3 separate regions of the Homo sapiens genome follow, and all the other regions are linked to region 3. A link is an interaction called in ENCODE POLR2A ChIA-PET data of the cell type or tissue named here. Cell type or tissue: IMR-90. All regions are shown on one strand.

Region 1 (4,000 bases), 120 kb before region 3:
CCCCCGCTCCGATTTGACCACTCTCCCTACGGTTGTGACTGAGCACTGTACCTGGATTCGGTGGGGGCTGCCTGCACTGCACAGAGACTGTCACGGCAAAGGACAGGGCATCGGCTGCGGCACCCGGCTCAGGGCCCTTCCCTCACCTCCAGCCCTCAAGGCCACCACGAGGCCCTCATCTCACCTGGGCTGCAGGGACCTGACCTGGCCTCCCTTCTGGTGCTCTTGACCCCCGGCCCCTGCCGCTGCCCCTCATCACCTCCTCACCCCCAGTGCTGACCCAGAGCAGACTCGAGAGATGCAGGCAGAGGCTGAGGATGCAGCACACGGTGAGGAGTGAGGCGCCCCCACCACCATCCGGCCACCTGGAAATGCAGACACAACGTTTCCTAAGGTCTCTTCCAGAAACTCAAAGTCCATTCTACACCCCAGAGCCTCAGGTTCTGAGATGCCCTGGACCAGATGTGCTTCCTGCGGTGCCAGAGCCAGCACCTGCCCCGCCCTGGGTCTGCCTGGGAGAATGATGATGGATAAGAGACAGGTGCCGCAGACACCTCAGGGGCGCACCTGAGAGGTGCTGGCTGTGCTCCTGGGGACAGGTGGGTGCAGCTTATCCACGGGGGCACCTGGAATGGCAAGGAGAGGACTTTAGGACCCACAGGCAGGCAGGACAGCCAGAGCCTCACTCTAAGCAGCCCCCGGTCCTGAGCCCGAGCCAAAGCGGCCTCCTGCAGCTTTGGGCAAGCTCCTGGGCTGTGTTCAGCCACTTCTGTATGTGGAAAATGCACGGTTGGTGTCTGCCTCACAGTGCAGCCACCACATGACTGGTGTGGGGAACAAGGTGTGTGATCCTTGTTATAACTGGTTAATAGTGATGACAGCCAACGTGGATTCGCAGGTGCCGTGTCCATGCCTCACACCACAGACGCTGAACCTGGCATTCCAGCCACTCTGGCCACTGCCCGTGGGGTGGCTGTGGAAACATGGCTACTCCTGGGGGGAGCACGGCAGGAAGTCACTAGAACCTCCGAGTTAGTGGAGGAGTCTCCTCCAGGCAAAAAGGGAGGAGGAACAGGAGGACACCCTGGACCCAGCAGGGTGGGCCCGCATGGGAGCCCCAGGCCATCAAGAGACACCACGGCCCCCACCACCTGTGGGTTATCGAATCACAGTTGAGCACACAAATGATAGGGTTCAGAGCTCCCCCACCCCTGCCAGCAGCCGGCGCCTTAGGGAACTTCTGGTCCTTCCCAGCCTCAGTTTCCTCATCTGTAAACCACAGGCCAACACGAGCAATGCCAGGCACTGGCATGTAAGGACCTGCTCAAGATGGAGTTGCAGGGACACCCGGAGACCCCTGGGCAGGTGCGGCCTCACCCCACAGTCCACTCCAGGGCTGCAGGACTGCCGGCAGCCACAGCTGTCTGTGCCCAGCCTCCACATTGAGAGTGGTGTTTTAACCCTTTGTTTTCATTTTTTTTTTTTAATTTATTTATGAGGCAGAGTCTCACTCTCTCACTCAGGCTGGAGTGCAGTGGCACAATCTCGGCTCACTGCAACCTCCACCTCCCAGGTTCAAATGATTCTCCTGCCTTAGCCTCCCAAGTAGCTGGGATTACAGGTGCCTACCACCACGCCCGGCTAATTTTTGTATTTGTAGTAGAGATGGGGTTTCACCATGTTGGCCAGGCTGGTCTCGAACTCCTGACCTCAGGTGATCCACCTGCCTTGACCTTTTTAAAGTGCTGGGATTACAGGCGTGAGCCACTGCACCCGGCCAACCCTTCATTTGTAAAGGGTTATTTTCTTTAAAAAGAAGACACAATGCAGAGAACTACAGTGAACTGCATTCACCTTCTGCCCCGTTCTGGAAAAGAGGTTGCCACCCCTGGTCCGGACAGGTAAACTGAAGCACGGGGTGGGGAGAAACTGTCGCTCAGTGGTGACAAGGACAGCACTGGGGACCTGCGGGGTGAGGATCCCCGGGGCACAGAGGGGCCCAGCCTCTGGCTCCAGCCCGCTTGATGACGTGGTCCCAAAGAAAGACGGGAGTCAGCTGGCCCGGCCCTCTCGCCCACACACAGTGGGGCCTGCTGCAGGCAGGGCCGGAGGTCCCCAGGGCCAGAGCCCACCGTCCAGTCTCCTGTGGCGGGAGCAGCCGGGGGCGGCCGGAGGAACGCGACCTGAGTGGGAGGGCGGGGACCCCTTTGCAGGAGGACAACAGAGGAGCTGTGGCTGCTCACATGCAGCTACTCAGTCTCAGCAGCCTCAGAAGACTTGGAAACACATCTTGTTTATTGGAATTCCTCTGCAAAGTCACATTTTATGTGTTTCCTCTTCCAGTGGCTTTAGAAGTGAGACCAGGCAGAGGGAACCAGCTGCTGGTCCCTGGTCTGGGCCGCCCCTACCTGACTGTGGTTTGACGTCCAGCCCAGGGCATTTGCAGAGGAAAAGCAGCAGCTTAGGCGGAGCAGGGTGAGGGCCGATGGCGTGGCGCCTTCTCTGGTTGCAGACCGGCCTCCGGGGAAGACAGCTCAGCTGGGAGAGCGGAGAGACCGTAGGGGCTGGAGTGCATTCGCTCCCTGCCGGCCTTCTGTTGCTGGCCACGGGGCAGGTGCGGTCCCTTCTGCGGTTCCTCGGTCCCCTATGGGGCGTGAGCATTGGAGCGTGTGGTTTCTCAGCTCCTTCCAGCTCTGAGGCTTCTGTCCAAGCAACCCAGGCAGTGCCCAGACACAAAAGATGTCCCTCGTCTTGGGCTGACAGGGAGAGCTGGGCACAGGCTAGCCCTTTCTCCGTTTCCCACTTCACCCGCTGGCTCCTGCTCAGCCTTTAACTTCTCCCCAAATGCCGCCTTCTGCGTGAAGCCTGCCGGGGTTTGGTGGTGCCACTGCTGCTGACACACACCCCACTGCCGTGTTCTCTTCGGCCGTGCCGGGCACTCCTCCCGTCACCTGTCATCCTCCCCCCGGGGCACGACCCCCAGCCCTCGCCTGTTTGACCGTCCCAAAGCCGGGGGTGGGAGCGGGAGGCATTTGGCGAGGTCATGGAGGGAACAGGGTGGTGAGCCCGGCATGAAGGGCCCTTGCTGCGGGGTCCTCGGCCCTGCCTGGTAGAGAAGGGTCATGGGACATGCAGTCCGGCCTCACCTTTGGAGTCTCCACCAAGACAGCCGAGGACTCAGAGAGGCTTGATCTGTGGGACAACAAACCAGCGCCTCTGCCTGAGCCCCCATCCTGACTCCCAGGTGGGGACGCTGAGTCCCTGGAGCCACACAGAGAGTGCTGGAATGGTGGTGTGACCTGAGGCTGCCCCAGCCCTATGGCCAGCACTGTCCTCCCTGCACCTGGCCTGAGGCTCTGTCCCCTCCCCAGTCCCCACAGCCAAGCACCCTCTGTGGAACATAGAAGCCCAGTAACTGTAAAATATGTGGGTGGTCCGAGCCGGCTGGTTCTGGAGAAAAGGAGATGGGATGTTCACCAAAGAATGTCAGAGGAGAGCGGGCTGGGAGCAAGGGCACCTTCATCAAACAATGGTTGGCACAGGAGGTGGGAGCAGAGTCCTCAGATCCACAGGCCATGGGGGCAGGTGGATTCCTTCCCGCTGGCTGCTCCCACCCCTGAAGACCAGGGACATGTGGGCCGGCGGATTCTGCAGTGACTGGTGAGCCCTGACCTGCTCTCATTTGCCCTGTGTGGCAGGATTTCCCTTGGAAAACACCCTTTTGGTACTGAAAGTCACCTCTCTGATGAGCTCCACAGTTGGCTCTAACCTGTTCCTGCCTCCTGGGGTTGTCGGGTGCCAGGGCAGACCTCTGGGGACCCACTCACAAATGTGTCATCTGCCAGGTGGGCGGTGCCCATGCCCTTGACCGTGAGGTCCTCATTCCCATCTGCAGCCTCCTCGTAGGAAACCAGCAGGGCCCTCAGCTGCGGTCTGACATCTCCTGCCAGGTCACGGTGGAATGGGAACCCTGGTGGCATTTGGGGGAGGGTCGAGGGTC
Region 2 (4,000 bases), 360 kb before region 3:
GGCTGGTGCACCTGGAGGTCAGGCCACGTGAGGGCCTCGGAACCAGGCTGCACCCAACTCCTCTGTCTGCTTCCCACCACTCCCCACAGCTGGCCTGTCACCAGGATCTGTGACTTCACTTCCTTATGGCTCTGAGAGGCCCCTCCCACCCTGCTCCAAACCTTCATCAGCCTCATCTTGCCCACTCTCCCCCACCCTGGCTGGTCCCTGATGGAAGGGTGAAGCCAGCGGGGCCTCCTAAGAGCCATGTGTCGTAGCCTCAGGCTCTGCCCTTCCTTCATCCTGGAGCCTCCCTGTATGTGGGTCCAGCGGTCCCCCTTGGCACAAGCTATTGGGCTGCTGGGTGCACCCTTCCCTCCGTTGCCTGGCCTGGTCTGCCCACCCCTCCTGAGGGAATCCACTGAGTGCCCCAGGCAGGCTCAGGTCTCTCTGTCCCAGAGTGCAGGGCAGGCCCAGCTGTCTCCTCTTCCGCAGTCAGCGCTGCCCTCCTACAGCAGCAGCCACAGCAGACACTGCGGAGGGCCCTTCCGAGCCAGGCTGCACATTTGCATATGTCGGCACACTCTGCTCACAGCAGCTCTCTGCAGAAGGAGCTGTCAGAATTCCCATTTGCCAGATTTGTAAACAGAGGTTCAGAGAGGGGAAGTCACTCGCCTGAAGCAGCAAAGCAGGGAAGCGCAGGGCAGGACTCTCTCGGGGACGCGCATGCTCTGAAACGCACAGGGGTGGCTGAGTGAGGGGAAGGGACCCCAGGACCTCTCCCGTGGTCCCCGCCCGGGCAGGGCCTCACTTCCCCCACTGCCAGTCATCCCCAGGCCTTGGCGCCGCCGGGCAGCCGTGCCAGGGGCCCATTCTGACATTTGTCAAAGCTGGCTCTGTGAAGGGTTTAATTAACTTCCTGTTTCAATGGGGGGGATAATGAGTTTTAAATACCACATGACTCCATAAGGAGGTCAGGCGGCAGCGGAGATGTCAAAATAAATTAAGTTAGGAATCGGGAGGCCACTCGCCATGGGGGGTGGTCTGGCTGGCTCTGGGATGCTGCCTGGGCCACCCTGGGCAGGGGCTGCTGCTGCTGTGGCCCTGTTGTCACTGGGGCTGGCTCTGGCTTTGGAGACGGGGCTCAGGCAGTCCCACCCTCAGCCGGGACCCATCTGATCTATCAGACATCCGGGGACAGCAGAAAGCGGGCTTGGCCTGGGAGCACGCTGGATAAGCCCCTCTCCTGTGGGTCTCACAAGCTTTGCCCTCCAAGAGCCAATGGCCAGGCTCTTGCCTGGAGACTGTCCTTGGATATCAGCCGGGAGTGACCTTTTCACGCAACTGCCTGTCTGTCCCATTTATCCGGCGGGGCAAGGTGATACCAGTGCAGACAGGAAATCTTATCTGGACATTTCTTAATCTCTGATAGTGGGGGTCATGTACATCACAGATAGGACTCCCTTCCTTCCTCTCTCCTCTCCCTCCTTTCCTTCCTTCCTTCCCTCCTCCTCTTCCCCTCTTCCCTCCCTTCCTTCTTCTCTCTTTTTTTTTTTTGAGACAGGAGTCTCACTCTGTCCCCCAGGCTGGAGTGCAATGGAGTGCAATGGTGCAATCTCCGCTCATTGCAACCTCCACCTCCCGGGTTTAAGTAATTCTACCTGCCTCAGCCTCCCAAGTAGCTGGGATTACAGGCACCTGCCACCATGCCCGGCTAATTTTTGTATCTTTAGTAGAGACAGGGTTTCACCATGTTGGCCAGGCTGGTCTTGAACTACTGACCTTAGGTGATCCGCTCACCTCCCAAAGTGCTGGGATTATAGGCGTGAACCACTGCACCCGGCCTCCCTTCCTTCTTTCCATCCATAAATATGTCTTGAGCTCCCAACCCAGGTACTGAGATTAGGCAGTGAACACACACAAGTCGTCACTGTGTGTGATGGACTGTGCCAGGCGGAGGTGGTGGCCAACAGCAGTGAGTGGACAGCAGACGACACGGGGGGCTTCCATGTGCTATAAATCAGGTGGGGCGGGGGTTGCCATCTGACCAGGTGTCTAGGGGAGACCCCGTAACACTTGGGGAGGGTTTCGGGAGGAGGGAGCCAGCACGTGGCCAAGGCAGGCTGTGGACTGCAGCTCAGTTCCCCCATCTCTGTCCACCTTGGGCTTGACCTCATGGCCCTGTGACCTACTTCGGTCAGTGGAGCGCCAGCAAATCGGAGGCAAGCAGAGGCTCACGGAGCAGGTGTATGCACGGCTTCCTGAAGACGCCTGACCTGGGGCCTTGAGGATGAAAGACTGCCTGGAGGTGGGGGGTGTGCAGCCCTGCCCCTGCTGACCTGCTGGTGGGTGGCAGCTGCCAGAATGAGCCCAGGTGAGGCCAGAAGACAGTCCGCTCAGCCGACCTGTGGAAACTTGGTCCGTCGTCAGTCCTGTTTTCAGCCACGAGCTTGGGGGCTGTTTGTGACACGGGCGTAGATGGTGCAGACGAACGTGGGTGAGCGGAGGCAGGGGCTGCGCACAGCTGCGGGACGCAGTGGCTGCACCTCTGGCACCGCCGGGGAAGCTCTCGGCACAGGACCCGAGGCACGATGAGGAGCCAGGAAACCTGTGCGCGATGGCGAGGACGGCCCGGGCAGGACATGGAAAGCGGCTGTGGCCTGTGTGGTTGGTCCCAGGCGATGCTGCAGGAAGACCTGTTTGGTTTTCAAGCAGAACTTAGGAGCCATATGCGAGAGTGTGGATATGCCAGGCTGGAAAGAAAACTGCCACGCGTTTCCAGTCTCTCTCGCTGAGAAAGATGCTCGGAGGAAGCCCTGGCCTCAGAGTGAGGAGCTGGTCCAAGGTGTGGCTGCAAGACTGCGTGTCTGGCCCCAGGAAGACCCTGTTGCTGCATCTGGACATCGGCCTCCAGAATCGGAAGAGCTCGGCCACACAGCAGCCACGGCTGGCAGAGTGGAGAAGGGTCTGTCCATGAAGGTCGAAGGGGCCTTGCTCTGGTGGATGCACCATGAGATGAGATGGAAGGAGGCGGAGACAACACAGAGGGTGAAGAGGCCCGGGACCCCATGACCTTCACCAGGCAGGGGAGCGAGGGAGGTCCCTGAACGGCAGACTCGGCCGCCTCGAGGAGAGGACACCAGGCAGGGGAGCGAGGGAGGTCCCCGAACGGCAGACTCAGCCGCCTCGAGGAGAGGACACGCCAGTGCAGAGCCAGGCCCCAGGTGGCCGGGCTAACAGCACAGTCACTGTACGGGGCAGGGCCCGGGCTTCGGAACCGCCTGTGGCAGTGACGGACATGTGCCACCCTCCTCCCAGTTCCCGACAGGGGCATTGGTAGCATTTGTCCTACACCCCGTGCCCTGCACCCCGACGCACGGGCATACTTCACCGGAGGAATGACTCGATGGCCTCAGCCACACCTGGCCCTATCTAAATGTCAGGGCCCCGGGCCTGAGCCTGACGCTGAGACACGGTGAGACTTTTGGGGAGACTTTTGGAGGGGTGAGTGTGCCCTGCATCTGGGTGGAATACAAATAATTTGTGGCCAGAGGGCAACGGTGATGGTTTTAAAACATGGCCCCCGGATCTGTGACACACCTCCGTGCGGGCAGGGAGACCCAGGCCCCGTCTTGGATTTTGGCTCCGTGACTGCTTGGCCGGAAGGATGTGCGGGAAGCCACGCCACTTCGGCTCCCAGCCCAGCCCTCGAGAGGCCGGCGGCGTCTGGGTCTCGTCTTTCGGGACCCTCGATGTTGGAACTCAATCACCATGTTGGGTGGAAGCTCACTCGGAGACGCCAGCCCCAGCAGGTGCCTCGGGCAGCAGACGAGCTGTGCCCACCCAGCCCTGCCCAAATGGTAGATTTGTGAGCAAAAGACGCGATTGTTGTTCCGAGCCACTGAGTGCCGGGGTGGCTTTTCATGCAGCCAGAGATGACCGAGACAGAGGGTGGGAGACGGAGTCGGAGAGGGGCAGGGCCCCAGCCGCGCCAGGCCCTGGGGGGCGAGGAAGCACCGCA
Region 3 (4,000 bases):
TTCATCCATCACACTCACGGCTGCTGGATGCTGATGGTCTCAGATCCAACCCCCCGGGGAAGATGGGCCGGGCAATCCATCATCCATCCGAGCCTTCGAGCCGGATGCGGCGAAGGTCTAGTCTGACTCCAGGGACCAGAGATGGAGGGGAGCTTGCCACAGCCCCCATGCCATTCTGCTGAGGGGCACCCCTGCCCCGTGCCAGGCTGACGTCCACACCGTCCTGCTGTTCCCACCAGCTGAGCTGACCGCCTGCCGCCAAGCACTCAGAGAGCTGACTCTCACCCATCTTCCCACAGCCCGGCTGCTGGGGGAGCCAGGCAGGCACCCGCCTATGTGGGAGAGCAGAGGCGGGTGAGTGTGGGGTGGGTGGGGACTGGCTGCTGGGGGAGCCAGGCGGGCACCCGCCCATGTGGGGGAGCAGAGGGAGGCGAGCGTGGGGCGGGTGGGGCCCGGCTGCTGGGGGAGCCAGGCGGGCACCCACCCATGTGGGGGACCAAAGGGAGGCGAGTGCAGGGCAGGTGGGTGAGTGGGTGTGGCTGGGGTGCCTGTGGGGTTTCTTTTGATTGCTTTGGCTGATGAACAGGGAGGCATCCCCAGTAGTGGAGTGGAGGTGGGGAGGCGGTGTACAGGTTCAAGGCAAAGGGAAGGGAAGTGGGGCTGCCGGGCAGTATGAAGAGGCTGCCTGGAAGCCTGTGGTTTCACAGCAAAAATGCAACCAGGTGTGCGCTGCTTCTCCTGCTCTCAGGTACAGGGCAGGCGAAGGTTCATGTATCTCTGCTTGGGGCTTTGTCTAGGTGAGTCCTACGAGGTGAGTCCTCGGAGGTGCGAAGGGGTTGAGGGTGTGTCCACGCAGAGGGGAGCGCGGGTCTGGGCTCCTGGCCCGGCTGAAGAAGGGGCCAGGGCAGCCAGCCACAGGGGAGACGGCAGAACAGGGGTCAGCACAGTGTGCTCTGCAATCCACGGATGCGGGATGGGGCTCCCTTAATTTAGGTCTTCTTTAACCTCTTTCAGGAAAGTTTTATGATTTTTTTCCCATAAACATCTTTTTGCATCTTTAATTGGAGTTATTTCTTGACATTTCTATATCTTAAAGCTTTTTGAACGGTGGCTTTTTAAAGTTTCCTTTTCGCATGACTGCTGATGACAGAAACGCAATGACACCTTGTATACTGACTTTGATCCCCAAAAACGTGCTGACATCTCTTAATATTTCCGATATTTTTCCCTGGGAAATATTTTAGGTTATCTTTGGAAATTGTTTGGAGTTTTCCAGAACACAGTGACATCACCTGCGAACAGTGGGTTTTGTTTTGTCTCTTCGTTTCCACAGTGTACCTCTGGCTTGTTTTCTTTCTCTGTTCCCGAGACCTCCACACAGCTGGACAGAAGCTGTGAGAATGGCACCCAGTCCTGCTCCTGACCATGGGGACGCGCGCTGTGGCTGCAAGGCTTCTGTGGAAACTCTTGATCAAGTCAAGGGAATTCCTTTTATTTTCTAGAATGCTTTTTTTTATTTTTTAAGAGTTGGCCGGGCACAGTGGCTCACGCCTGTAATCCCAGCACTTTGGGAGGCCGAGGTGGGCAGATCACGAGGTCAAGAGATCGAGATCATCTTGGCTAACACGGTGAAACCCCGTCTCTACTAAAAATAGAAAAAAACAGCCTTGCGTGGTGGTGGGCGCCTGTAATTCCAGCTACTGGGGAGGCTGAGGCAGGAGAATCACTTGAACCTGGGAGGTAGAGGTTGCAGTGAGCCGAGATAGTGCCAATGCAGTCCAGCCTGGCTGAAAGAGCGAGACTCCATCTAAAAAAAAAAAAAAAAAGAGAGACAGAGTCTCGCCCTGTCACCCAGGCTGGAGTGCAATGGCGCAATCTCAGCTCACCACAACCTCTACCTCCCGGGTTCAAGCGATTCTCCTGCCTCAGCCTCCCCAGTAGCTGGAATTACAGGTGCCCACCACCACGCAAGGCTGTTTTTTTGTATTTTTAGTAGAGACGGGGTTTCACCGTGTTGGCCAGGCTGGTCTTGAACTCCTGACTTCCAAAGTGCTGGGATGACAGGCGTGAGCCACCATGCCTGGCCCTTTTTTTTTTTTTTTTTTTTTAAGCATTTTTCTTGGATGCTGAATTTTCTCAAAAGCTGTGTCTGCCTTGGCCGTGAGGATCACATGAATTTCTCCTCCTTTAATCTGTCAGTGTGTTGAGTCACATTGAGTGATATTCTAAGGTCAAGCCAAGCTGCAGTCACAGCCCAAACACGTGTCATGTTGAAAATCTAAAGGACTGAGATTGTTATATTGTTGGAAACTGTTATGATTAATTAGAGAGCTTAACAAGGGTACAGAATACAAGATATGACACCTGATTGAATCCAGCCACAGTTAGTTACCAAATGAGATTGTTCACTGCTAGATTTGGTTTGCTAAAATTTTGCTTAGAATTTATCTGAGTAGGAGGCTGAGGCAGGAGAATCGCTTGAGCCTGGGAGGCAGAGGCTGCAGTGAGCTGAGATTGCACCACTGCACTCCAGCTTGGGCAACAGAGCAAGACTCCGTCTCAAAAAAAAAAAAAAAAAAAAAAAAAAGTATGTGAATGTGTAAGCATAAGATTGGGCTGTAATTTTTTTCTCTCTGCTGATGTCTTCAGATTTTGATGCCAAAGAAATGCTAGCCTCAAAACATGAGTTGGCGGATGTCCACCTCTTTCTGCTTCCTGGAAGAGCTTGTGAAGGAATGGAGTCCTTTCCTCCTTCGGTGTCTGGTGCAACACACATCATTTGGGATCTCTTCCTCCCTGTTTTCCAGTTCACCTCCTCCCTCCTCAGATGTGTCTCATCTGCTATTATACCTACATACTGAATTCTTAATTTTGATAATTCTATTTTCTAGTGGTAGAGCTACTGTTTGGTACTTTTTTTTTTTTTTTTTTTTTGAGACGGAGTCTCCCTCTGTCGCCCAGGCTGGAGTACGGTGGCGCCATCTTGGCTCACTGCAACCTCCGCCTCCCGGGTTCACGCCATTCTCCTGCCTCAGCCTCCCGAGTAGCTGGGACTACAGGCACCCGCCACCACACCCGGCTAATTTTTTTGTATTTTTAGTAGAGATGGGGTTTCCCCGTGTTAGCCAGGATGGTCTTGATCTCCTGACTTCGTGATCCGCCCGCCTCAGCCTCCCAAAGTGCTGGGATTACAGGCGTGAGCCACCGCGCCCGGCCAGTTTGGTACTTTTTAAAAGTGTCCAGTTCATCGCTGTGGGGCTGTTTCTATTCTCTGTTATTTCCATAGGTTTTTATTTACATTGTTTTCTCTCCTTTGCCTGATTGTTTCTGTGTGCTGGATACCATATTTGCAAAATTGCTCACAGACATAATTTAGCATTATCTTCCTCCCAGAAGGATTAGTGTTTACTTCTGCCTGGCAGCTGGGGACACCAGCCGTGCAAGACCACGTCAGTCCAGGATCATGACTGGGACGATGTGAGGCTGAGTGGCAGCCCCGGGAGACTCAGGGTGCAGCCCTCCCAGGATTCGGCCCAATGGGAAGGGGAACACTGGGGCCCTCGTCCTTGGCAGCCCCAGGTCCCAGTGCCCATCCCTCCGGCTGCGAGGCTGGCCAAGGCCCCACACACCCCCCAGGCAGCACTTGTCAGGGCAGCCACCAGCCCAGGAGAAAAGTGACTCCGGGGCTGCCCCAATGCCCAGACACTCTCTTTGCCCAGACCCTTGACTAGGAGGGCTGCACTCCCCTGAGACTCTCAGCACATTTGTACATTTCAGTCAGCTTTCCTGTTGACCCCGAGGAGGGCCAGAGGCACTGCCAAGTGGACACCCCCAAGGCCAGGCCCCCGTCCTTTCCTGTCTTCTTTTGGACAGACCATGTATTTTTCTAATTGTAGCTTTCACCTCTACTAGCGTGGAAGTTACATATTCTGGGTGTAGCCTTTAATGGATAAGGGATCCTGAAGTTTCTTTTACATATGCTAATTCTTATCTTTTTCTC

Evidence for each region. Peaks named below come from ENCODE experiments on the same cell type or tissue, not always from the same donor. Only the 100,000 strongest peaks of a DNase experiment are listed, where the experiment ranks them.
Region 1: POLR2A ChIA-PET joins it to region 3 with 8 read pairs; 2 of 35 experiments call an interaction of 5 or more read pairs at or near these places.
Region 2: POLR2A ChIA-PET joins it to region 3 with 5 read pairs; 3 of 35 experiments call an interaction of 5 or more read pairs at or near these places.

The regions. Positions count from the first base shown.
Region 1 is chr16:88,199,051-88,203,050 of GRCh38, reverse strand. It overlaps a transcript of ZNF469 not described here. Among named protein-coding and RNA genes, the nearest start is that of LINC02182, 6.8 kb to the right of the region's middle. In IMR-90, no CTCF peak of the experiment used is centred here; no DNase peak of the experiment used is centred here; H3K27ac peaks cover 320 bases.
Region 2 is chr16:88,445,479-88,449,478 of GRCh38, reverse strand. No RefSeq gene overlaps it. Among named protein-coding and RNA genes, the nearest start is that of ZFPM1, 5.8 kb to the left of the region's middle. RefSeq lists a silencer at 1,746-1,982. In IMR-90, no CTCF peak of the experiment used is centred here; no DNase peak of the experiment used is centred here.
Region 3 is chr16:88,083,365-88,087,364 of GRCh38, reverse strand. No RefSeq gene overlaps it. Among named protein-coding and RNA genes, the nearest start is that of LINC02182, 110 kb to the left of the region's middle. In IMR-90, no CTCF peak of the experiment used is centred here; DNase peaks (open chromatin) are centred at 2,204 and 2,674.